3 separate regions of the Homo sapiens genome follow, and all the other regions are linked to region 2. The links are chromatin loops, found by intact Hi-C in ENCODE. Cell type or tissue: PC-9. All regions are shown on one strand.

Region 1 (8,000 bases), 970 kb after region 2:
GTTCTATCTCAACAGACAAAACGAAGTTGAAGAGTTAGGGCTTCAGGAAATACAATATACAAAACTAGTTTAGAACATGCTCTTGGAGCTAATCACTAGGAAATCCAAGTTAGGGCACCCCCGTGGCACTTGAGCATTTACTCCAGCTCTGGGAATGCTGTGGAAAGAGAAATGGAAATCCAAGTACCAGCCACATTGGCTAGAAATCCAGGTCTCATGGGTATTTGCCTATCCAATTTATGAAGTTTTTTTGACTACAGAGCTTCAATTCAACTAAATATTTCTTGCAAGCCTTCAGTCTGCCAAGAACTGTGCTGTACACTATGGATACAAACATAACTGATGTACAGTTCAGACCTTCAAGGAGTTTTAACCTGGCAATGTAGCCTGATGTATGTACAAAGGCCCATAATACCAGGTGGAATGAACTCTAAAAGATATATGGATAAAATGGCATGAGAGTCTAAGAGAAAGCAGTTAATTGTGCTGAGAGTCAGAAGACAGGTGAATGCTGGTGAATTGGGATGACATGCAGAAGGAAAGAATCCAGCATGCATATAGACATGAATGAACTCTATGTGATTGATTCTGGATGTGGTAGTGGTCAGGCATAACCATAAATCAGGAAGCAAGAGGGAAAACCATAAGATGAAGTTAGGTGGGGGCTAGATTATCAAGAATATTGAATGTCATACTAAGTCACTGTATCTCTATACTGTAGATAATACAGAGTCATTAAAAGTTTTGTTTTTGAATAAGGGGTAAATGACATGATCTGATATTAATTTTACAAAGATGAATTTTAGAACAGGATGGGAGATAATGAAAGCAGAGAATCAAAGTAGAATGCATTTGTGATATAGTAAACAAGAAAAACTGGAGAAAACCCAAGCTGAGGAATATATTGGAGGTAGAATTGACAGGATTCTATCTGTAACCATTACATGTTTTGCAAGAAAAACTTGTGAATCATTACATGTGAGGTGAAAAGGATTGAGGGCCAGGGAAGTCTAGCTGACTCCAAGTTTTTTGCCTTGTGCAGGTGGGTTGATGCCTATGATACGTAGGAATAAGTGCACAAATGGAGAAGCCCATTTGGGATGTAGGACACAACGTGTACCATACTGGGCATGTTGATTCTGAGGGTCCCTATAATTTAAGCAGAGGTAGTAGGCAACCTGGGTGAGGAGTTTAGGAGAGGATATGATTGGGCCTTTCACATAGAGTTGGGAGGCATCATTCTTATACAAGTAACAGATGAAGCATGGAAATAGGTAGTTTCTCTTAATTAAAAGTATAAAATAGAAGCAAAGCAGATTAAAAAATTTGAATATATCTGTTTCAAGCAGTGGTTCTCAACATGTGGGCCTCTTAGACTAGCAGCATCAGAATCAAAATGCAAATTATCAGGCCCTACCCGAGACTTAGTGAACCAGAAACTTTTGGTTGGAATCTAGCAACCTATGTTCCAGGTGCTTCTGATGTACCCTAAAGTTTACTATATTGGGAGAAAAATAGGAACCATTAAAGAAAAAGTCTGAGAAATAGGCAGGAGTGTGATGTCACAGACTCATTCACAGACATAATTTCAGGTATGGTCAGGGTCAGATACTGCAGAAATTTCAAGTGTTGAACGGACTGATTCAACTATGCATTGGAAACATTACAAGGGTAATTTTCCATTAAAAATTCAGGAGTAATAAGATCATAGCTGGTGGTGGTAGATTGAAGTCAAGATAACAGAATGGAAATGTAGGCTACTTACTCAAGAAGATTTTTAAAGAGGTAAGATGTTTATGTGTTGATGACAATTTTTAAAGAATATGGGTGACCAAGGAAAGTTTGGGGATTTGTTTGAAGCAAAAAATTTGAATATGATCTTGTGTTAAGGGAAAGTAGGATAATAATTGATGAAACAAGGTTCTGAAGGAGTAATTGGATAGAAGAGGATGGGATGAAGATCACATACTGAGAGACTAGAGAAATGGTGGAGGCAGGCCTCCTTTTGAAAAAGGAGATGAGACTTAGAAAACATAAGGTTAAGTTTGTAGCGGGAAAGGAGACAACTTGAGGGAGTTCATGCCAACAAAACTGTTCCCAAGGAAGCAACAGGAGAGGCCATTTTCTTTGAGTGAGAGCTGGCAAGACTAGGAGAACTTGAGAGTGGTCATGGTTTGAAAAAGTTCTGTGGGAGTGGGAACATTGGAGGGAGCCCAATGACCTGTCAACCCCAAAAGGCCTCAGTTTCCTCTTCTTGCTCAGTTCTTAGGTTTTTGTACATTTCTCAAGATGTAATATGTCAACATATTCTTAATGCCCCACCTTGTGGCCTGGCAGAAAGTAAGGTATTTATTTTTCTTGAGAAACTCACCCAACTCTGGCACAGTTTTGATATCAAACTCAGGTCAGCTGAGTGGATAACACCAGCACTCAACTGGCTCAATTCACACCAGCCAACCTAATTAAGAAGAAACTAAAGACTGTTGTTTGTGGGCTTAAAAAGACAAACTAATGGGGTGAATTAATTAATTTTGAGGATCAAACGTTCGGAAATAATGATAATAATGCATGAGTGTTACGATTTGCATTTATCCTGCAGATAAGTTTTCTGGTATTTGCACAGGCATGAAATGAATTAGGTAAATGCATTTTCCAGATCTTCCCATTGTTTTAAAGCATATAATAGCATTTCAATTTATATAGTCTAGACTTGTTATCTCATACTGCTATTAAGCCATCAAACTCACAGAATTTCCCAAGCCACAGATTTCCCTTTTGGCCATTTTCACTCACCAGTTCTGTCCCAACAAACAAAGTGTACATTACTCATAGATTTGAGACATGAGTAGAGAGTGAAGTTAATATTGTTGGATGACTCTACAAATATGAAAAAGAATTATATTCTATTTATTAATTTCTTAGAAGTAATCCAGGCTACCATTTGTAAATGCTCCAAATAACTGAGGTCTTTGACCAGAGATAGCTTAACTTTTGGGAACTTGCTCTTTCAGCCCTATTACAGACAGAAGTCTGGAGGACCAAATCATTCAGTTAGAAAAGGAAACTTCTCAGAAAGCATATGCTCCTCTTTACTTCCAGTCATTAAAAAAGATCCCCCAGCTTTCAAGTTCATGAATAGAATCTGGAAAGCGAAAATATCAGATGGTTAGATGTGCCTATTAGTGCATCTCCTAAAGCCTAATCAAAAACTAAGATGGTTGTGGGCATGAATAAAATGTGGAAAGATTTGGGAAGTGGTGAAGGGCATAACAATGGAGTAGACAGGATATGTGCTTTGAATTTACCTCATGGAATTAAGGAGCTTGCAGAAATCAATCATTGTTCCTATTTAATTGAATTCCTTTTTAATTGAGTATCTAGAATAAGTACTGAATAACTATCTGCATATGAACTTCTACTTGGAGTAAAAAGTCAAAGTTTTTGCCTTTAATTTTATGTTGTAAAGTTTTTCTTATTTCTGTAATATTTTCTGTTCCAAGTATTAAATTTATTATAGGTTAAAAAACACTTTTTTGTAGAACTAGGAATGGTGAAAATCTTTGTTCACTGGAGACTTACTATCTTTAAATTGTAAAATCCCCCAAACTACTTAACAATACCAATAGTAAAAATTCCCAAATGCCAACATTTATTTTATTCTTTGTCTTCTGCTTCTAAATCCAATATCTGTGATTGTATACAGAATGTTTCCCTCAAAAATACCTTTATAACAATTTCTTTGGGATGAAAAGAGAGCTATAAGGTTTAACTGAAGTAATAACATTTTTGAAATGAAAGATGCCACTCGGTTCATCATTTTATACAAACATATTCTTGTTATATCAAATTCAAACTACAAAAATATGGAAAGCTAATAGTGCAAGTTTTCCTTTACCTTTCCTTAAACATACTTCTGTCTGGAGGTCATCACTACATCAGTGAATGTTTCCTTCTAGAACCTTCCTTATGCATTAGTTTTCTTTGGTTTGATAATACTGTACTACAGAGAGTTGTAGGCTGCTCTCTCTGTGCCTAGAATACAGAAAAATAAAAAAAGATAAAATATTTAGATGGACCAGTAAAAATCTGAAGACAAGAAAGAGTTTCCAAAGCCCAAAAAATAATTGAAGCCTTAACATTTTATTACATAGCCTTATCAGTATCAGCTTAATGGTGCAAATATTTTGTACATTTGTGATCACTTACCACAAATACCACATAAATGAACAAACATATGTAATGTGCTCTTGGAATTTACATTCTATATGAAGACTTAATGTGTAGTGTCTTCAAAATTATGAATAAATAATTTTTGAAATAATGAAAAAATTCTAAGGCTTTTGAGAGACTATTGTGTCAGTAAATTGACCATTTAAATTTTCCAAGTGATGTCAGAATTAAAATTTGTGGAAGACTGCCCTCTAATGGATAAATAAGTATTTGATATGTTCTACAAAAAGAAAAAGGGTGCTTGAAAGACACACAAATCAAATTGCTATCCTAATGCTAGTATCTTATAGTGTCGTTTATGTTAGCATACATTTACAATAAAGCAGAGAGATTTTTTTGGAGTCCATACCATACCCTAACTGTTTATATTAAAGGTCATTCAGGGTCAATTTTTGCACAGCATAAAACATCCCTTTAATATGAATCTTGTATTTGTCTTCATGGGAATCATCATAAAACTTGGCAAAATCACCAGACAGCCTATATAATTATTGACAGTCCTGCAGAGATGGTGTCATTTCAAACACTGCCGATTATTTCTCACAGCTGAGAGTAAAAGTGGCAAATAATCCAATTACTTAAAGAAATAATTCAATACTATATGTTCTCTGCACCTAAAATACTTTTTAATGATCATCATACTAGGGTCTTCTTCATAGTTATGCAATGCAATTCTGTTCTTATCCCCGTTGTTGTTGAGCCCACCATCATAATATCTTACAAGCACACTACCAGTAAAGAGAGGAACAAATAGATATAAATGAGGTTGGAGTATGAGAATGGCAGAGTGAGACAAATGTTTAGACTTCAATGTTTCACACATTATGTAATATGTAAAATGACCCCTAGCTTAAAAAGAGGCTTTCTACTCTCACTGTCCCTTACCCTTAACTTATAAATGAAACTATTTTTTCCTTGGTAAATTGAGAAAAGTTCAATCCACCTTTGTGATGTTCTGTTTCAAAAGTCACTTAAACTCCCTTCCTTTATTCTTTATCTTTACAAGTGGGACAATGATGTTTGTCCTCTACTTGACCTCAAATATTGTGATAAAAAGAGATATTCTGTTTGCTTTTGACCACTAAACTCTGGCCATGAGTTCCTTGAGAACAGGGGCTGAGGCATCTCATCATTCTATGCCTGTTTTAGTGCAGTGCTTAGAGTGTTATAGACCATCTAAATATTTAGCGAGTTAATGAACATCCACCTTAGTATCTCTATTGGTTTTCTAGGGCTGCCTTAGTAAAGTACAGAGGTGAAGTGGAGCAAGATGGCAGAATAGCAAGCTCCTTTGATGGCCATCCGCACAAATGTCTACACAGAAAAAGCACCTTCACAAGAACCAAAAATCAGGTGAGCACTCATAGTACCTGGTTTTAACTTCATATCACTGAAAGATGCTCTGCAGATAGAAAAAACAGTCCTGAATTGGTGATGCCACCCCTCCCCCACCCCGCCAGCAGCTGTATGGTGCAGAGAGCATCTCTGGATGCTGGGAGAGTGAGAACACAGCAATTGTGAGGCACTGAACTCAGTGTTGTTCTGTTACAGCAGAAAGAAAAATCAGAGCTAACTCAGGTGACGCCCACCCACAGAGGGATAATTAACAGCAGCCCTAGCCAGAAGGGAATCGTGGATCCCAGTGGTCTCAACTTGAGTGCCTGCAAACCTTGCCACCAAGAGCTATAGCACATTGTGTCTCCAACTAAACTTGAAAGGCTAGGCCATAAGGACTGCAACTCTAGGGCAAGTCCTAGTGCTGAACTAGGACCAGAGACAGTGAACTGGGGGTGCATGCGACATACTGCGACACCAGCTGGGGCAGTCAAGGGAGTGTTGGCATCATTCCTCCTTTAATCCCAGGCTGCATAGCTTGTGGCTCCAAAAGAGACCCCTTCCTTTCACTTCAGGAGAGGAGTGGGAAGAGTTGGGAGGACTTTTTCTTACATCTAGGATACCAGGTCAGCCATAGCAGGATAGGGCATCAATCAGAGTTGTGAGGCCGACGTTCGAGGCCCAGCTCCCAGGTGACATTTCTAGACACACTCTGGGCCAGAAGGGAAGGGCCCTGTCCTGGGAGTATTCATCGCCTGCTAACTGCATCTTGTGGTTTGAATGCCAGCTTAGCAGCAGCACAATAGAACACAAGGTGGACTTCTAAGTGTTTTGACTCTAGTCCCTGACTCCCAGACAGCACTGCTGGACCCATCCAGGGCCTGGGGGACCTCTCCATCCTGAAGGGAAGGACACAAACCTGGCTGGCTTTGCCACCTGCTGATTGTAGAGCCCCAGGGCCTTGAGTAAACATAGGCAGTAGTCAGGGAGTGGTTACAGCAGGCCTTGGGTGACACCCAGTGCTGTGCTGGCTTCAGGTTTGACCCAGCACAGTCATAGTAATGGTGGTCACAGGGGTGCTTGTGTCACTCCACCCCCAGCTTTAGGTGGCTCAGAACAGAGAAAAAGTCGCTGTATGTTTGGGAGAAAGTAAAAAAACAGAACAAGAGTTTGTGCCTGATAATCCAGATCATCAAGGTGGTACCTCTATGAGTCTGCAAGAACCACAGTGTTAGTGGGCTTGGGTGCCCCCTAAAGTAGATAAAGCTTAGATTATAACACTCGAGTCCTTCTGAATATCTAGAAAGTCTCCCTAAGAAGGACAGCTACAAATCAGCCCTGACAGTGAAGACTACAATAAATGCCTAACTCTTCTATGCCCAGACACTGAAGAACATCTGCTAGCATCAAAGCCATCCAGGAAAACATGGCCTCACCAAATGAACTAAATAATGCATTAGGGACCAATCCTGGAGAAACAGAGTTATGTGACATTTAAGTCACATAATTCAAAACAGCTGTTTTGAGGAAACTCAAAGAAATTCAAGATAACCTAGAGAAGGAATTCAGAACTCTATCAGATAAGTTTAACAAAGACATTAAAATAATTATAAAGAATTAAAAATTCTGGAGCTGAAAAATGCAATTGGCTTACTGAAGAATGCATCAGAGTTCTTTACAGCAGAATTGATCAAGTAGAAGAAAGAATTAGCGAACTTGAAGACAGGCTATTTGAAAATACACAGCCAGAGGAGATGGAAGAAAAAAGAATAAAAAATCAAAACAAAGCACACCTACGGGATCTGGAAAATAGCCTCAAAAGCGCAAATCTAAGAGTTACTGGCCTCAAAAAGGAGGCAGAGAAAGAGTTAGGGGTAGAAAAATTATTCAAAGGGATAATAATAGAGAGCTTCTAAAATCTAAAGAAAGATATCAATATCCAAATACAAGAAAGTTGTAGAAGACCAAGTGGATGTAACCCAAAAAGACTACTGCAAGGCATTTAATAATCAAACTCCCAAAGGTCAAGGATAAAGAAAAAATCCTAAAAGTAGGAAGAGAAAATAAACAAGTAATGTATAATGGAGAGCCAAAGCATCTGGCAGGAGACTTTTTAGTGAAAACCGTACAGGCCAGAAAGAGAGTGATATGGCATATTTAATGCTGAAAAAAAAATAACTTTTACCCTAGAATGGTATAACTGGTAAAAATATTCTTAAAATATGAAGTCTTATCCTTGATTAAGACTTTCCCAGACAAACAAAAGCTGAGAGATTTCATCAATGCCAGGCCTGTCGTACAAGAAATGTTAAGGAGATTACTTCAATCAGAAAGAAAAGAACATTAATGAGCAATAAATAATCACCTGAAAGTGCGAAACTCACTGGTAAATAGTAAATACACAGAAAAACAGAATATTATAACACTGTAACTTT
Region 2 (8,000 bases):
CTTGGAATAATGCAAGCCATTCAGCAATATGATACGAATAGATATTTCCTTTTCAAAACATTGCACAAATACATGATTTCCTCCCTCTTTCCACCCGGTAGGAGAAGTAGGAAAAGAGCACGGTAATAGGAATTTACCTCCAAGCTATAAAGCCTTCCTATCCTTTCAGTAATCACCAAAGAGAGTTCCTAGTTACTAAGGAGACCATAATAGACTGCATTAGATTCAAGTATGACATTTGGGTTGCCTGGCTAGTGAACGCCAAACAGCAAGGAAAATATTATTGTTGCTGAAATCATTTGATGTCTATGACTAATAAAAAACATGTTGGCAAATTGAATTGTTTGAAATGCCCAAAGGGCTTGGTTAAAGCTATGAATTAATAGCAAAGAGCAGTTCTTTCTGGAGAAAAGAAAAAAAAAGATGAAGATGTTGAACTATTTTTAAATGTATCTGAGTAATCAAAAGGTCTCAACAGAAATGTTAGACAGCCAATCTAAGTCTTTTATCCAATTTTTAATTTAAATTTCATTTTCTCCTCCCTTATAGCTAAATAATAAAGTGATATTTTGGTTCACATTATCCTTGAATTCTAAGGGACGCACAGGCTTTGTTAACCTTCTTATCTAGCTTCTCACAAATACCAGAATTATCTTTAAAGTATACCAACTGTACCAACCCTGGAGGCTTTGAGGGCTGAGATGTCCATTTACTCATGTGCTGTGCCCCTCGGGGAGCTGGAGAAAGCCAGAAGTGGAAAGAGTTGAGGGAAGCCCAACTTCCAGTGACCTCTCAACCCAAGTCCCACAGGTCACCAAGGGCCTGCCTGAAGATGTCCATCCAGTCCCTGCTTGATCTTTCCCAGAGCAGGAGGTCTTTGCCAGGATGCATCCTATCCTGTTCTGGATGCAGCTCTGATTGTGTGGAGGGCTCTTTCTCATGTTGTGCCAACATCTGCCTCCTCATGGTTTCTACCCATTGTTCTTCATGTTATCTTGAGAACAACATTGTTTGACTCAGCTTCCTCTCCTTTTGAATAGTCCCTTAGGTAACTAAAGTCAACTGCATGACTGCCCTGTATGCTGTAATGTCTTCTCCAAACTAAATAGTCTCAATTTCTTTCTCAGATTATAAGGTAAATATACAAATATATAATAGTAAGAAGAGACAGAACATATAATCACCATAAAAGACAGACAGCAAAGTGGTCTGGTAATTGAATATTTTTTTAAAAAGAGTTAAAATTTGTACCTAGAAAGGTGAAATTCTTAACTGATATTGAGAACCCCTGTGTCTGTCCACTGAGTTCCTGCATTCTATCCATCAAATTATTCCATCAAAATGAAAATGTAGCTTGGTAAGACTTTTTCTTAGTGACAGACACCATGCCAGCTCCTAGTGACTGTTCATTAATTCTCACCTCACTGCATTTATTTTTTCTTGTGTTTATTTACTGTCAATGCATACTTTGAGAAAAGTTTCTGGAAAAATACATATCTGCATATGAATAGTTGTGACATGATTTGAGAATTTGAATACCATTTATTAAGAATTAAGGGAGGGGCAATGTAAGGAAGATAAATCTTCAGTTCTTTCTCCCCCTAATATCTTATAATGAAAAATTGCAAACATACAAAAAAGTTGAAATAATTATATAGTAAACACCCATATAACTCAAAAACTAGATTCTATAGTGAATATTTTACTATCTTCGGTTTAACACGTATCTATTGTTTCTCTATCAAACTGTCTTATTTATGCATTTCAGTGCAACTTGCTCTCATCAGCACACCTAGTCCTTAACATTTCAGCACACATATTATTGTTAGTTCTTTTTGGACACTTTCTAGCACTCCCTTCACAATCTCTCTTGCCTCATTTTCCCTCATTCTCTCCACTTTCTCAATTTTCATTTCTGTGCCCTTCCTCCTACTCTATATCTCCAAAGTTCTAAATTGTAAAAAGAAAGTGTAGAAATTTGAGCATGGAACAGTATTGAAGTGGAAAAGGTCAATGGTTACCATCCAGGACCTCACAAGGTGCTGTCACCACAGGCCTGGGATAGATGAGATCCTCATGAACAAGTTGATCCAAACCAACTCACCAGAGACAGAGGTATATATTAAAATGCCAACTTAATAATTGAAAAACACAGCTGTCCAGCTGTCAAATACCCAGACATATTTCTTGGTCAGCTTGGTCTCTCCTGAATTAATCTACATGACAGGCCAAATTATGAAGGCTTTCAGTGAATGGAGGCTCAGAAGAAGGGAATTCATTAGAAGGTCTTCATGACTTGGAGGCAGAGACTATCAGCCTTCATGTTTCAACAGCTGGCCAGCATCGTGTCTGACACCCAGAGGATGCATTCTAATAATTAGTGCCACCTCTTTACAAGTACTGCCATGAAAACCAGGCCTCTGTGTTGTGGCTCACGGTACCTCTCACCTGGATTGTGCTGGCTGAACCCTGCCTAATTCTACCCTCTAACTCCCCTTAAAGAAGTTCCATGACTACCATTCTCCTTCGAGTAACACATTTCTTTTAGCCATGTTCATGCCATTAACTAAGCTTTAGTGAAGTGCTGATCTTCCTGTTTGGGGTCTAGAAGATAACCTGATCTGGGTGACCTCCCAAAGGTTTAGATCTCATAAATCATCCAGATGATGTATGTAGTTGTACTGGCAACAAAGCAAAAAGTGAAATGAGGGGTCTTTGAAATGAGAGGCCTGTTTCTATTTAAGACCATTTTTGATAAATTGATTTTACTGGTGTTACTCTCAAAGAGGAGAGTGGTTCCCTACTGCCTGAGTATAGTGCCTTCAGAGGCCAGGGAAGAATATGATCTTACCTAGTGAGCAAAAACCATCCCTTCCCTATCTCAAGATTTATGTCTGATAAGAAATGTTAGTAGATTATTTTCCCGGCTTCCTAATTACCAGCCCACAAAGACTTGGCAAGGTGAGCTCTTCAGTGGAAAGGTAGCTATACAAAAGCAACACGAAAGCGCAAATGCAACACCTTTCACAACAGACAGCTTCTCCAAAGTTGCAGATAAATCCAATTTTAATGAATCAAATCTACTCTGAAACCCTAAAAGGAACTTTCGAGTCATGAAGTCTCGAGGTGAATCCTTTGATTATGTAACAAGTTCCTAATGCAGTTCTCCCAAAGATTTCGATCTCATAAATCAAATTATTTTAGAGTAAGGCATTCCTGTTCATTACTGCTTAAAAACCATTCTTATGCTTGACGCTTTCTTACCCTTGACACTTTCCCTGTATGGATCCCATACTAAATATCAGAAAACACCAGCGTTTGGTGGTCGTATCACACTTTAGAGTGTATTTGAAAGCAAACCATTATGGTGTTGAGGGGGAAATGACTTAGAATCAAGGCTCTATTTCATATGAGTCTACTTACAGATGGGAAAAAAAATCTGATACTAGTAGGCATTAGTACCTCGGTGGCAAATGCCAACTGGCAAGTAGAGTTCTTCTAACTGCCTCTATTATAAGCAACAGGGTTCTGACCCAGGTAAAAACTCTTCAACAGTGTAAAAGATACTATGATGAAGAGAGTGGGCTTTTTTTTGTTGAGGGTTCAAACACTCTGACAGGAGCACATACACTGTTTCACAAACCTCAAACAGGACTCAATCTAGATAAACAGGGAGTGTTTCATCTAAGCAGGCTTCAAAGGCAGTGTTTGTTCAGACATCATTCATTCCTTTTATTTCTTTGATGCGTCTGTCCCTAGTGATGGAAACTCTTATTTTTTTTTTTTTTAAGAAACTAAAGCATGAAAAGAAAGTGAAAAAACTACAGACTGATTTGGCAACAGCTAATGCCATCACAGTTCTGGAACTCAATGAGAAGATAAAGACTCTATATGAAGGAAAGCCAGCCCCTAGAGGTCAGTATTACCACGTGACAGATCCACACTGGCCCGTCAGCTGGGTGATGTATGTAGTTGTATTGGCAACGAAGCAAAAAAAACGAGGCTACAGGCCTGGTCTGACCTCTGTGTGGCACCAGTAGAGACAGCACATGAACTACTAACTCCAGGCTGGATTCACTTTCACCTTGAGAGGGGCAGGGAATGAATAAGCGGTTTGCTCGTTAAGGGAAAGTCTGTGAGGCTGAAGAGCTAGACTGAAATAGATCTGAGAAGTGTCACTGCACAAGCTGGGTGGTAGCAGGGGGAGGGCAGGGCGTAAGAAGGAAGGCAGGTGCCTGCAGGGACTGAGCTCTGGAGTGAGACAGAGCTGTCTGAAAGCACAGGCTGACAGACTAGGGCACAGGGAAGAGAACAGAATTTTTTTTTTTTTTTTTTTTTTACCAATAGGCAAATGAACCAGAAACAAGCAGAGAAGGCTGGCTGGAGATGAAATGTGGGTAGTTCAGAAAATTGTTAATAGCCACATTGGTTCTGACTTTTTAAAAAAAGACTTCTCCAGCTAACAAATTATAAACACACCATTAGGCAACAAACAAGCAAACAACAAACAAAAAAACTCCAAATCTCAGACTGTAATTTTAGCAAGAATACTAGTTAACAATTAATACAGTGCTATGGGCCAGGTATTTTGCTAAGCATTCCATGTCTATTTAATTCTAAGAATAACCTCTAAGGTAAGTACATTTAAGAATTCCCTAAGAATAAGCAGAGGCTTAGAGATGTGTGTTACCTTGCCACTGCACAAGCAACACTTGGAGAGTCACCCTCTAGAGCAGCCGCTGACCATACCCTAGTGTGCCTTTCCCAGCTTTGGGAGACTCAGGGCATTCCCTCTGCTATGTCACAGTAATATCAAACTTCACTCCTGCCTGGTGAATCTCTTGCAAAGCTGTGGTTCCTGGGAAAAATGTCTTCCTTTGATGTGTGCCACTCTTGCAAAGCCAGGAACATGCCATCGTTCTTACTCTGGCTTTCTTTATTACTCATGAGTAATTGTGGAAAAAGAGGAGCAATGCAGAATCAAATGGAGGAGGAGGAAGCAGGCGATGTGGTAGTTTCAGAAAGGGAGACACTCCCAGCACCTGACTACATGGTAAAGCTTTTCATGTGAATTTGATATTCATTTTCAATTTCGTATAGTGCTTTCCCAGGATTCAAATGCCATGTAACATTGTGAACTTGAAACAGTTTTTTCTTTCAATGAAACAACATAAAGGCAGTTTGTAAATTTGCTTTTACCACCATGAAACCTAAAAGAATAAAATCCGTCACAGAATATTATCCATTTAAAAGTCCTTATTCTGAGGCATTAGCCAGATTTTCCACTGGTTTCATTAGAAGAAACTGACAATGATTGTAGAGCACATTGGAGAAAGTTCCCCAGCTCGCTTACGAGAAGCTTTCAACTTTTCAATTGCGTTTTAAACCCGGTGCAAAAATATATATATATAATCGCAAGGTCTCTAATTCTTATTAGTTTCATTTTTTTCAATATTATTTACTGTATAATGACAATTTTGTTTCTTGGATATTTTGATAGGGCAAAATTTAAATAATACTGAGGGACTAGAACTCTAATGGCTTGGGATAGGGAAGAAAACATTAAATCTTACCCTTTTTTTGCCCATTATTCTCTTTATTTTTGTGGATTTTTTTTTTAAACTACCTGTATAGAAAAACATGGGTATTTATGAACAGATGCAAATTTAAAATTTAAATAAAGCCAGTCATTGTAAGATCCATTATGGATCAAAACAGTGATTTTCTTTTGGAGCTACATGTTGCTTCTCTTATTTGGTGGGGAAACTAAGTCAGTCGACTGACATCTAGCACTAAGATCCTAAATCAAATATTTGCACATTCTTGCTCTTCCACAGGCCCCTTGCAGCCTCACCCACATTCAATAGTCCGGGAGGTTGTCAAGGCCATTGTTGTCCCAGAATAATATTAACTGGCATTCTCAGAAATCTGGTCACCTTGGCCTCTGAATTCACTTCAGAATAAAGTGTGAAAAGATGTCCAGTAACTTTAATACACAATGACCCCTATTTAATCACAGGACAATGAGGGCTGGCCCACCCCCCCACACACATATTTCTGGACCTAGAACACCACCACTCCCCTGATTATCTTGTAAAATGTTTGTTTTGGGTTCTCAGACCTCTGTTTGCAAATGAAAGATGCTCCAGTCATAACAGCTTAAGGAGAAAGGGTGATTTACCGGCACATGTAAACAAACCAAGAGAGAGCATTGCACTAGCCTTGGAGTAAGATGGATTCCAGTCTAAAGTACCATCAGGAAACACTGTGTCACTCATCTCTGCTTCTCTCTAAAGATGGATTCCAGTCTAAAGTACCATCAGGAAACGGTGTCACTCACCTCTGCTTCTCTCTGCATTGAGACTTGATTCTCTCAGGCTAGACTTCAGAAGAGAATGGAAATATGGCCACAAGCAGCTATGGGCTGCCCTCCTTATCATATAATCTCCAGGGAAGAAAGAAAGCATTTTTCCACTAACTCTAGTTGGAAAGTGCAAGAAAGAACTCAGTCCTAGCTTAGGTTGGGTACCCATCTGTGGATATGAACCAATCTTTGTGGCCAGGGCTGAGGAAATAAGGTTGAACAAACTGTGGTCATGTCCCCACCACTGGGTGGCAGGGTAGAGGGAGTAAATGTGGGGAAGGAGAATGCTCCAGCTGGCAGCTCCTACGAAAAGCACAGAGCTGGATTAGGAGAAATCCACTTTCTTAAAGGAATATCTCATTACTGGAAAGGAGTGATAGGCAAAACCAATATCTCCTAGCCAGGCATGGTGATGCATCCCTGTAATCCCAGCTACTTGGGAGGCTGAGGCATGAGAATTGCTTGAACCTGGGAGGCAGAGGTTGCAGTGAGCTGAGATCGTGCCACTGCACTCCAGTCTTGGTGAAAGAGCAAGACTCTGTCTCAAAAAATAAAATGAAATTGCCTTGGCGATGCGGGCTCTTTTTTGGTTCCATATGAACTTTAAAGTAGTTTTTTCCAATTCTGTGAAGAAAGTCATTGGTAGCTTGATGGGGATGGCATTGAATCTGTAAATTACCTTGGGCAGTATGGCCATTTTCATGATATTGATTCTTCCTACCCATGAGCATGGAATGTTCTTCCATTTGTTTGTATCCTCTTTTATTTCCTTGAGCAGTGGTTTGTAGTTCTCCTTGAAGAGGTCCTTCACATCCCTTGTAAGTAGGATTCCTAGGTATTTTATTCTCTTTGAAGCAATTGTGAATGGGAGTTCACTCATGATTTGGCTCTCTGTTTGTCTGTTGTTGGTGTATAAGAATGCTTGTGATTTTTGTACATTGATTTTGTATCCTGAGACTTTGCTGAAGTTGCTTATCAGCTTAAGGAGATTTTGGGCTGAGACAATGGGGTTTTCTAGAGCAATCCTAAGCCAAAAGAACAAAGCTGGAGGCATCACACTACCTGACTTCAAACTATACTACAAGGCTACAGTAACCAAAACAGCATGGTACTGGTACCAAAACAGAGATATAGATCAATGGAACAGAACAGAGCCCTCAGAAGTAACACCGCATATCTACAACTATCTGATCTTTGACAAACCTGAGAAAAACAAGCAATGGGGAAAGGATTCCCTATTTAATAAATGGTGCTGGGAAAACTGGCTAGCCATATGTAGAAAGCTGAAACTGGATCCCTTCCTTACACCTTATACAAAAATCAATTCAAGATGGATTAAAGACTTAAACATTAGACCTAAAACCATAAAAACCCTAGAAGAAAACCTAGGCATTACCATTCAGGACATAGGCACGGGCAAGGACTTCATGTCTAAAACACCAAAAGCAATGGCAACAAAAGACAAAATTGACAAATGGGATCTAATTAAACTAAAGAGCTTCTGCACAGCAAAAGAAACTACCATCAGAGTGAACAGGCAACCTACAAAATGGGAGAAAATTTTCGCAACCTACTCATCTGACAAAGGGCTAATATCCAGAATCTACAATGAACTCAAACAAATTTACAAGAAAAA
Region 3 (8,000 bases), 59 kb after region 2:
ACCCAAAGTCCAATCTCTTCCTTCCTCTCCCTCTGGCTCATCCTCTCTTTCCCACCCCTACCCATAGGAAGGAAAAGAGAGTCTAAGGAAATAGATCTATTCATCCACTGAAACAGAAATGGAAGCAAAAACAGAAACAAACCCCTGAACACTCATCATTTTTTCTGTATGTTCTGGAGATAATTTAGCCAAATTGGAACTGGCAAGATATTGTTGGGATGTAAGCTAATTAAAGCAGCGGGGCTGGGTTGCAAGGACCATGGATGCATTCAATCAGCTAGTAACATTTAAAGGCAAAGCTTTGTCAAGTAGCCAGCACAATAGATGTGCTCTCCCTCCTCCAGCTGTGCATATTGCAGCCTTGTCAAGAATAGGCTTGCCTGGTGATTTCTGGCCTACCTGTTAGGATTTAGCCAAATCTTGGTTCACCATAAATCTTGCAGGTCAGCAGAAATTCACTTGTAGAAACCTGGCTGATCATCAGATTTCCTTGGGAAGCTCTGTAAAAATATAGATTCCCAGGCACCCTTCTAGAGTCACTCAAGCAGAATTTCAAGGATGAGATCTTGGATTCTCCATATTAACAGAGATTTCCCAGTGCCAGACTTGGGGAACAATTTTTACAGCTTATAGAAATCTAAATCCTAGATTGGGAAGACATCTAGGGGATCAATTTTTCTAACTTTCTGTTTTCTATCAAAAAAGAAAGTAGGCTGGGCACGGTGGCTCACACCTGTAATCCCAGCACTTTGGGAGGCCGAGGCAGGTGGATCACGAGGTCAGGAGATCGAGACCATCCTGGCCAACATGGCGAAACCCTGTTTCTACTAAAATACAAAAAAAAAATTAGCCGGGAGTGGTGGTGCGCACCTGTAGTCCCACCTACTTGGGAGGCTGAGGCAGGGGAATCGCTTGAACCTGGGAGGCAGAGGTTGCAGTGATCCGAGATCGTGCCACTGCGCTCCAGCCTGGGCAACAGAGTGAGACTCCGTCTCAAAAAAAAAAAAAAAAAGTAAACTCAGTGATATTACATGCAATGACAACAGTTTGTTGTGGGTTTTTTGAGACAAAGTTTCACTCTTGTTGCACAGGCTGGAGTGCAATGGCACGATCTTGGCTCACTGCAACCTCTGCCTTTCAAGTTCAAGTGATACTCCCACCTCAGCCTCCCAACTAGCTGGGACTACAGGCATGCGCCACCACGCCCGGCTAATTTTGTATTTTTAGTAGAGACAGGGTTTCTCCATGTTGGTCAGGCTGGTCTCGAACTCCCAACTTCAGGTGATCCTCCCACTTCGGCCTCCTAAAGTGCTGGGATTACAGGCATGAGCCACCATGCCCGGCCACCAGTTTATTTTTTCTAATGCAGTAGTGAAAGCATTATTTGAAGAAAAAAATACTCCTGGGGAGGGAATCTAGGATATTGTTGTATCCACCCTAAAGATACAGCAATTGTAACCTTCGGGCTGATGCTTTCTTAGGTGATTTGTGTTATATATGCACTTAACTTTCATTTATTTATTCACTTGACAAATGACCATCACTACAATCCATGCACTATTTTGGGCACAGGGGATACAGTACTGAACAAAACAATAAAAAAGCTCTGCTTTCATGGAGCTTTCATTCCACGAGGGGAGAGTGACTGCAAACAAGATAAAAACCAGATCTAGAATAGTCAGATACAGCATGTCAGTAAAAACAAGGCAGAAAACATGGATGTGAAGTGTTCAGCAATGGGGCTTGGGTTGAAATTGTAGGTAAGATGGCCAGGGAAGGCTTCACTGTGTGAAGGTGACTTTGGAGGGTTGAAGACCTGAAGGAACTGAGAGAGCTAGCCATGTATGCCTCAGGTATACAATTGTGCAGGCAGAGGAAATAGTAAATGCAAAGTCCCTGGGATAAGAACATGCCAGGCCTGGTAGAACAGCAGTGAGAATTGTGGAAATGTAGCAGAGGAAATGTTGCATTTACTCTGGAGAGGAGGAAGGAGGAATAGGTTACGTGCTATCGAAGTAAAGAGGTCCCAGATCACATAGGGCCTTGAAGATCAGTGTGAGACTTTGGTCTGCATGAGACGAAAAGTCGCTGGAGGATTGTAGGCGAGAGTGTCAAGACCTGACTTATATTTTGATGGGACCTCTCTGTGCAGAGTTGAAACCAGCCTAAAGTAGCAGAAGCAGGGTGACCAGAGAAGAAGCTATTGCGATACTTAAATACTAGGCGAGAGGGAATTACCACTTAAATAAATGATGAGCATGGGCACTGGAGTGAGTATATGCCTCAGACTGAGCATAAGAAGTAAGATAGGAATCTGTATTTCTCTTGGTCTGCTTAACTCCCACACACCTCTCACCGTGAGAGCATCTAATTGCCACATGAGTGATGCGAGTGGTTAGAGACAAGTGTTTTTCATTCATTCTACGTGTTCACTAAACCATAAACAAGTCCTAGAAGTGTCTTCATCAGCCAGGCCCCTCACTCTGGTCTGGAGACTGGTGGAGTACTAGGGTCTGAATGTTTGTGGTCCTCCAAAATATGTATGTTGACATCCAATCCCCAGTGGGTTGCTATTAAAAGGTAAGGTCTTTAGGAGGTGACAAGGTCATGAGGGCAGAGCCCTCATGAATGGGAGTAATGCTTTATAAAAGAATCTTGAGGGAGCCTATTGGCTTTTCCACCATATAAGGACACAGCTGGGAGGCACCATCTATGAGGAATGGGTCCTTACTAGACAATGAACGTGCCGGCACTTTGATCGTCAACTTCCCAGTCTCCAGAACTATGAGAAATAAAATTCTGTTGTTTATAAACTAAGGCATCCTAAGCAGACTGAGATATGCAGGCACCACAACTTCTCAAGGCCCAGATGAGCAGTAGGCAACAACTGCTTCCTACATGGTCTCTCTTGCCTCTTGTTTTCCTTTTCACTGGGTGTTCTACAGGCTCTCTGATCCACTGCTCTCAGGAGCACTACCCCATGTCATTCAGGCTGCAGCCCTTCCATCATGATCTCAACTAAGTATTTGTTCCCTTCTAAGTCACTTACTAAAACAGACAGATCTTCTTAAACTCTCAGGTTTGGGCCTGTTGCTAGGTGAAAACATATATTCTCTCCACTGTGCCATTACATCTCGAATTTTTCCTCTAAAATATAACTATTATAAGACTGATCTTCATTATATTATCAAAAGTTTCTAGCTAATTTTATATACTACATTTTAATTCTTTTTAGTGACCAAACCTCTTTGCCAACCAATTGTATTCTTATAATGCTGCTTGTTTTTTCCAAATCAATTAACACGTGCCTACTTCAGATGGATCCTAAATGTTGACAGCTTTAGTGGAAGGAAATTGAAGTACCTTTGAAGTCAGTCACTTGGCACTATAGATTGGTCTCTTTACAAGTAAAAACATTAAAAGGGGAGGACAGATGAAACTTCAAGACATAGGACTAATTTGATTTTCAAAAAGAAAAATATTTGTACTACAATACAAAAAAAATAAGTGAATCATTTATTTCAGAGAATAGCCATTTGCAAACGTTCACTGTAAAAATCTAGAGGATAGAAAACCTAAAAAGTTTTGTTTAGGTTTGTCAATTTAAGTGGGAGGGATATATTTCTAAAGAATATGTCCTAAAGCTGTGCCAAGTATGTGCAAGTCCAAGTATGGCAAGAGATGACCCTGGACTCTGTGGTGGTTGCAGACAAATAATACATAACTTTCAAAACCAGCCCCATAGTGAGTCAGAGTAGTGGGCATTTGTACAGAGGAGGAAGCTGACATTGTCTTTTAATCCAAACAGCAATCCTGGGTGGCTCTGGTGGAATGAGGTATTTAATCACCTCACCGGTGATCCTTGTTGGGTCTTTCTTGTTGAGTAAATACTTGGCAGCCTTAGTCATTAGCTTGAAAGGCAGAGGGAAAAGTAAACCTTCATGAGTGAGTACCCAGCTGAGGTGTTTGTTTAGGCTAATCCCAAATGCCCTTTAGGGCCTAACTCAGTGCTGCCCCTCCCCTACTTCACTGTGAAGCTGCAGCTGTGGAGCCAACATTTTATCTTATTTATTCTCTATGTGCAGGTTCCCAAACATAATTATTGGATGAATGAATGAACAAGAAGATGACTATGGAGGATACTTGGGATCTGGCTAGCAACAAGTATATTTCCCATTGTTAGAGGTAGTTGGGTCAGAAATTAGATCAGTGCTTCTCAGCATTTCTCTGTTCAATGCATACTTTTTGGTGGCACCCATAAAGAAATCAAAAGGGGAATATCCCTTTTTAGCAAGAAGTATTTAGAAAATCTAAAAGAACTCTTCCTCCTATTCATTGGGTCACTTTTCAGCCCTGCATCACTGTTTACAGAAAAGTGTTAACATCTTGGACTCGTGAAGCAATGTTTTCACACATTCTAGGTATGTTGACCTAATATGAAACCACTCCTTCTTGCTCTGATTAGCAACAAGTGATGCCCCACTGTTTTCCCAGTCTATGTATGGCAGTGTTCCCTCTGTCAGGTCTCTCTGTGACAGTGTACAGCTGCAGTGATCACAAAATTCAGATTTTTAACTCATTGATTACAATTGGCAGCCAACCTCTGAAGAGCTGGAGGGACACCAGTGACTGAGAGCCACTTGCTTAGAAAATTATCAAAGAGAGGCCAGGCACGGTGGCTCATACCTGTAATCACAGCACTTTGGGAGGCCGAGGCAGGTGGATCACCTGAGGTTGGGAGTTCGAGACCACCCTGGTCAACATGGAGAAATCCCGTCTCTACTAAAAATACAAAATTATCCGAGTGTGGTGGCTCATGCCTGTAATCCCAGCTACTCAAGAGGCTGAGGCAGGAGAATCGCTTGAACCCGGGAGGCAGAGGTTGTGGTGAGCCAAGATCGCACCATCGCACTCCAGCCTGGGCAACAAGAGCGAAACTCCGTTTCAAAAAAAGAAAAGAAAAGAAAAAAAATTATCAAAGAGATGTTACAGAAATAATTCCTATACTGGTAGCAGATGAGGCTAGATCACCCCAAAAATGTAGTCAACGCTCAGTCTTTTAAGGTACTCCTTCAACTACAGTCACCTCTATTGTTATCTATTTAGTTATTATTAGTCATTTTTGATGTAACTTTCACATGTCACTTTTCTCAGAGCATAAAGGTTTTGAGGGTATGAAGAACAGGAAGCTGGAAATGGCCAAAGGCAAGGTCATATTTTCTTCTGGGCCTTTGGTCTTTCAAGGCTGACATAGAAAAGTGAGTACAGCCTGGGTCAGCCGAAGGCAGAATGCTGGGACTGCCTCTCCTCTCACTAAATCTTTCTAACCCTGCCCAATTCCCACCGGCCATCCCCTATAGTCTTTTTGCGAGAACTGTACACCATCATTCTCAGTCCTGACTTACATCTATTTTAAGTCATAGAAGAAAGAGGGAAAATGATGAAGAATGATGTATGACTGTAAAAACCCCTTCAGTAGTGGCGAAAGTGATGAGTTTATACCCTCACTGTTGCTAATCAGGTTTTTCCTCCGTCTCACATAGAAGAGCCTTTCTTGTTGCAATCTCTGGGTTTCCTGGATCCTGTGGGTGTGGGGTTAAGGCTGAGAAAATCTGGTCAGATAACAGCACCTCCAGGCTTCCGGGAGACCCGCCTTGGCAAGACTGAGCTGCCAGCAGAAGCCTATGAGGGACCACAGGTGTGTGAAGTGTGGGACATGTAGAGCTGTCAGGACTTTGGGGACACACATCACTTCCTGTTACAGATGAGGGAGACTAGATGGGGGGAGAGGAGTGAGATGGTTAGTGGTAGATTCTAGAAAACTCACTGGGGTGGCCTTGGGCACTTTCCAATACAAATAGGACTTGAGGCTCTTGAAGTCCCCCACTTTGCTAAAGAGTTTTAAACACTTTTGTTAGTTGTAATGTATTTAGAAATGGAACAAAATATTTGTGTTTTATATGTGTAAAGAGACTAGTAGTAAAATATACTTGTATGAGAATTTTTTTAATTTTAGTATGTCTTTAGGTTGTCTATTAGTATTTTCATTTAATACATGAGAACAGTACAATGGGAATCCTCATGCCATCTCTCTTTTTTTCAGCATCTACTCTACCCCTTTTCTGACTGTCCTCTTCTTGTGCTATGGACTGAATTATGTCTCCATCAAAATTCCTGTGTTGAAGCCCTAGCCCCCGACTAGATGGCATTTGGAGATGGGGCCTGTGGGAAATAATTAGGCTTGGATGGGTTCATGAGAGTGGGCCTTTCATGATGCAGCCAGTGCCCTTATAAGAAGAGATATGAGAGAGGTTTTGGTCTCTCTCTTTCTGCCATGTGAGGACGCAGCATAAAGGTGGCCAGGAAGAGAGTCCTCACCAGAACCTGACCATCCTGACACCCTGATCTGAGACTTCCAGCCCCCAGAACTATAAAAAAGTTTCTTGTTTAAGCCACCCCATCTGTAGTACTTTGTGATAGCAGCCCAAGCTGCCTAGACACTTGCTTCTCCTCTCATTTTCTTTCCACCTTCTCCCTGTAATACTCTCTTCCAGAAGGGCGATGTGGTCCTAGTGACCGTGACTGCCTATGCAATGCCGCTTCGCCGCATTTTTGCTGCTGTATCATTAGAGCTGGGTGAACTCTACCTATACTGCATTGTCTAAAAACGTTTTGACCAGTTTGACCAGGGGTGACACTAAACTCCTTTCTTCATTGTACAAATCCGTTGAAAATAACTCATTCTAAAAGCAGAGGAAAAACTGAGGAGAGAAAAGATGGAAGGAGAAGTCAAAGAGGAAGAAGACGTCAGACAGGCACAGTGAGGTTCCAATGCACCCCCCTCCACCCCTGCCCCCTGCTGAGGCCCTGCATCCCCCACTGTTCACTGCTCCTCTCCTCAGCATCTTCCCTGGCCACTTTGCTGCCATTTTCCTTCTCCTACTCCTGATGAAACTCACTTCGACCCACCTGAATCAGTTTCTTATGTAGTTTAAGGAGTAGCTTAGGGACTGAGAGAAACATTACTGTCAGTCACGGATACAAAAGCCTGCTACCTGGGTACCTACACACCTGCTTAAGGTGGGGCAGCTTTGCTGTGGTAGTGCATTCAGGCAAGAAATCACCCATTCCCCAGCAAATAAAATTAATTGGCAGTCATCACTTTTTGCCAAACTTTGATTTCCATGACTCCATCCTCTGGGGTAACAGAAAAATAATCTGTGTGCCAATGCTTGAGGACCAGAGATCCTCCCTCTCAAACAATATCTGTGCAGGTTAACTAGAGCCATCTCCAGGTAACACATCCACCTGGGTTTCAGAGAGAGCTCATCTGGAAGGAAATGCTAGCCCAGCATTATCCAACAGAAATATAATGGGAGCCACAAATGCAAGCCATGTATTTTAAATTTTCTAGGAGCCACATTTTTAAAAACATAAAAATAAGTCAGTTAAATTATTTTAAAAATACATTTTCTTTAACACAATGTATTCTAAATATTATCATTTTAATGCATAAGCAATATAGAAAATTTGAAGTATTTAACATTTTTTAAACTAAATCTCCCAGTCAAATGTGTATTTTACATTAAAGCACATTTTTATTCAGACTAGCCACATTCCATTGCTTAATGGTCACATGTGACTAGTGACTACTGTATTGGACAGCACAGCTCCAGCCAAATGAAAGGAAAGGTGAGACCCTGGCACATCAGGAGATGAGGAAGGCCTCCTGCCATATGGACTCCCTCTCCTGGGCTGGAAAGCACAGGCATGAAAGGAAAGGTGAGAGCTTGGCACACCAGGAGATGAGGAAGGCCTCCTGCCATATGGACTCTCTCTCCTGGGCTGGAAAGCACAGGCTTATCGCAGAGGCAATGAACTAAATGCTTTTTTGAAATTTGAGCTGTTTTCCCGTTGCTTGTTAACTTATGAAAGGCACTCAAACCAACATCTTTTTTTTTTTTTTTTTTTTTTTTTGAGATGGAGTCTCACTCTGTCGC

What was found. A loop is a pair of places that touch in the nucleus more often than their neighbours do. Peaks named below come from ENCODE experiments on the same cell type or tissue, not always from the same donor. Only the 100,000 strongest peaks of a DNase experiment are listed, where the experiment ranks them.
Region 1: a loop joins it to region 2, with 25 times the contacts of the local background. A loop is called at or near these places in 6 of 110 quality-filtered maps.
Region 3: a loop joins it to region 2, with 3 times the contacts of the local background. A loop is called at or near these places in 4 of 110 quality-filtered maps.

Annotation. Positions count from the first base shown.
Region 1 is chr5:128,840,118-128,848,117 of GRCh38, forward strand. It overlaps LOC105379168 (a long non-coding RNA gene), which reads left to right. Exons shown (of 7, transcript XR_001742460.1): 5 at 5,463-5,583. Among named protein-coding and RNA genes, the nearest start is that of SLC27A6, 120 kb to the right of the region's middle. In PC-9, CTCF peaks have their summits at 4,484 and 4,685; no DNase peak of the experiment used is centred here.
Region 2 is chr5:127,871,747-127,879,746 of GRCh38, forward strand. CCDC192 (coiled-coil domain containing 192) reads left to right here. Exons shown (of 7, transcript NM_001317938.2): 6 at 3,792-3,915. Among named protein-coding and RNA genes, the nearest start is that of CCDC192, 170 kb to the left of the region's middle. RefSeq lists enhancers at 4,151-4,200, 4,211-4,290. In PC-9, CTCF peaks have their summits at 3,955 (motif pointing right), 6,570 (motif pointing right) and 6,774; DNase peaks (open chromatin) are centred at 205 and 4,025; H3K27ac peaks cover 1,061 bases.
Region 3 is chr5:127,931,159-127,939,158 of GRCh38, forward strand. All of the region lies in intron 6 of CCDC192 (coiled-coil domain containing 192), which reads left to right. It overlaps LOC124901059 (a long non-coding RNA gene), which reads left to right. Exons shown (of 3, transcript XR_007058925.1): 3 at 4,086-4,156. Among named protein-coding and RNA genes, the nearest start is that of SLC12A2-DT, 150 kb to the right of the region's middle. RefSeq lists an enhancer at 3,577-4,230. In PC-9, CTCF peaks have their summits at 4,054 and 4,253; DNase peaks (open chromatin) are centred at 3,853, 4,403 and 5,573; H3K27ac peaks cover 3,415 bases.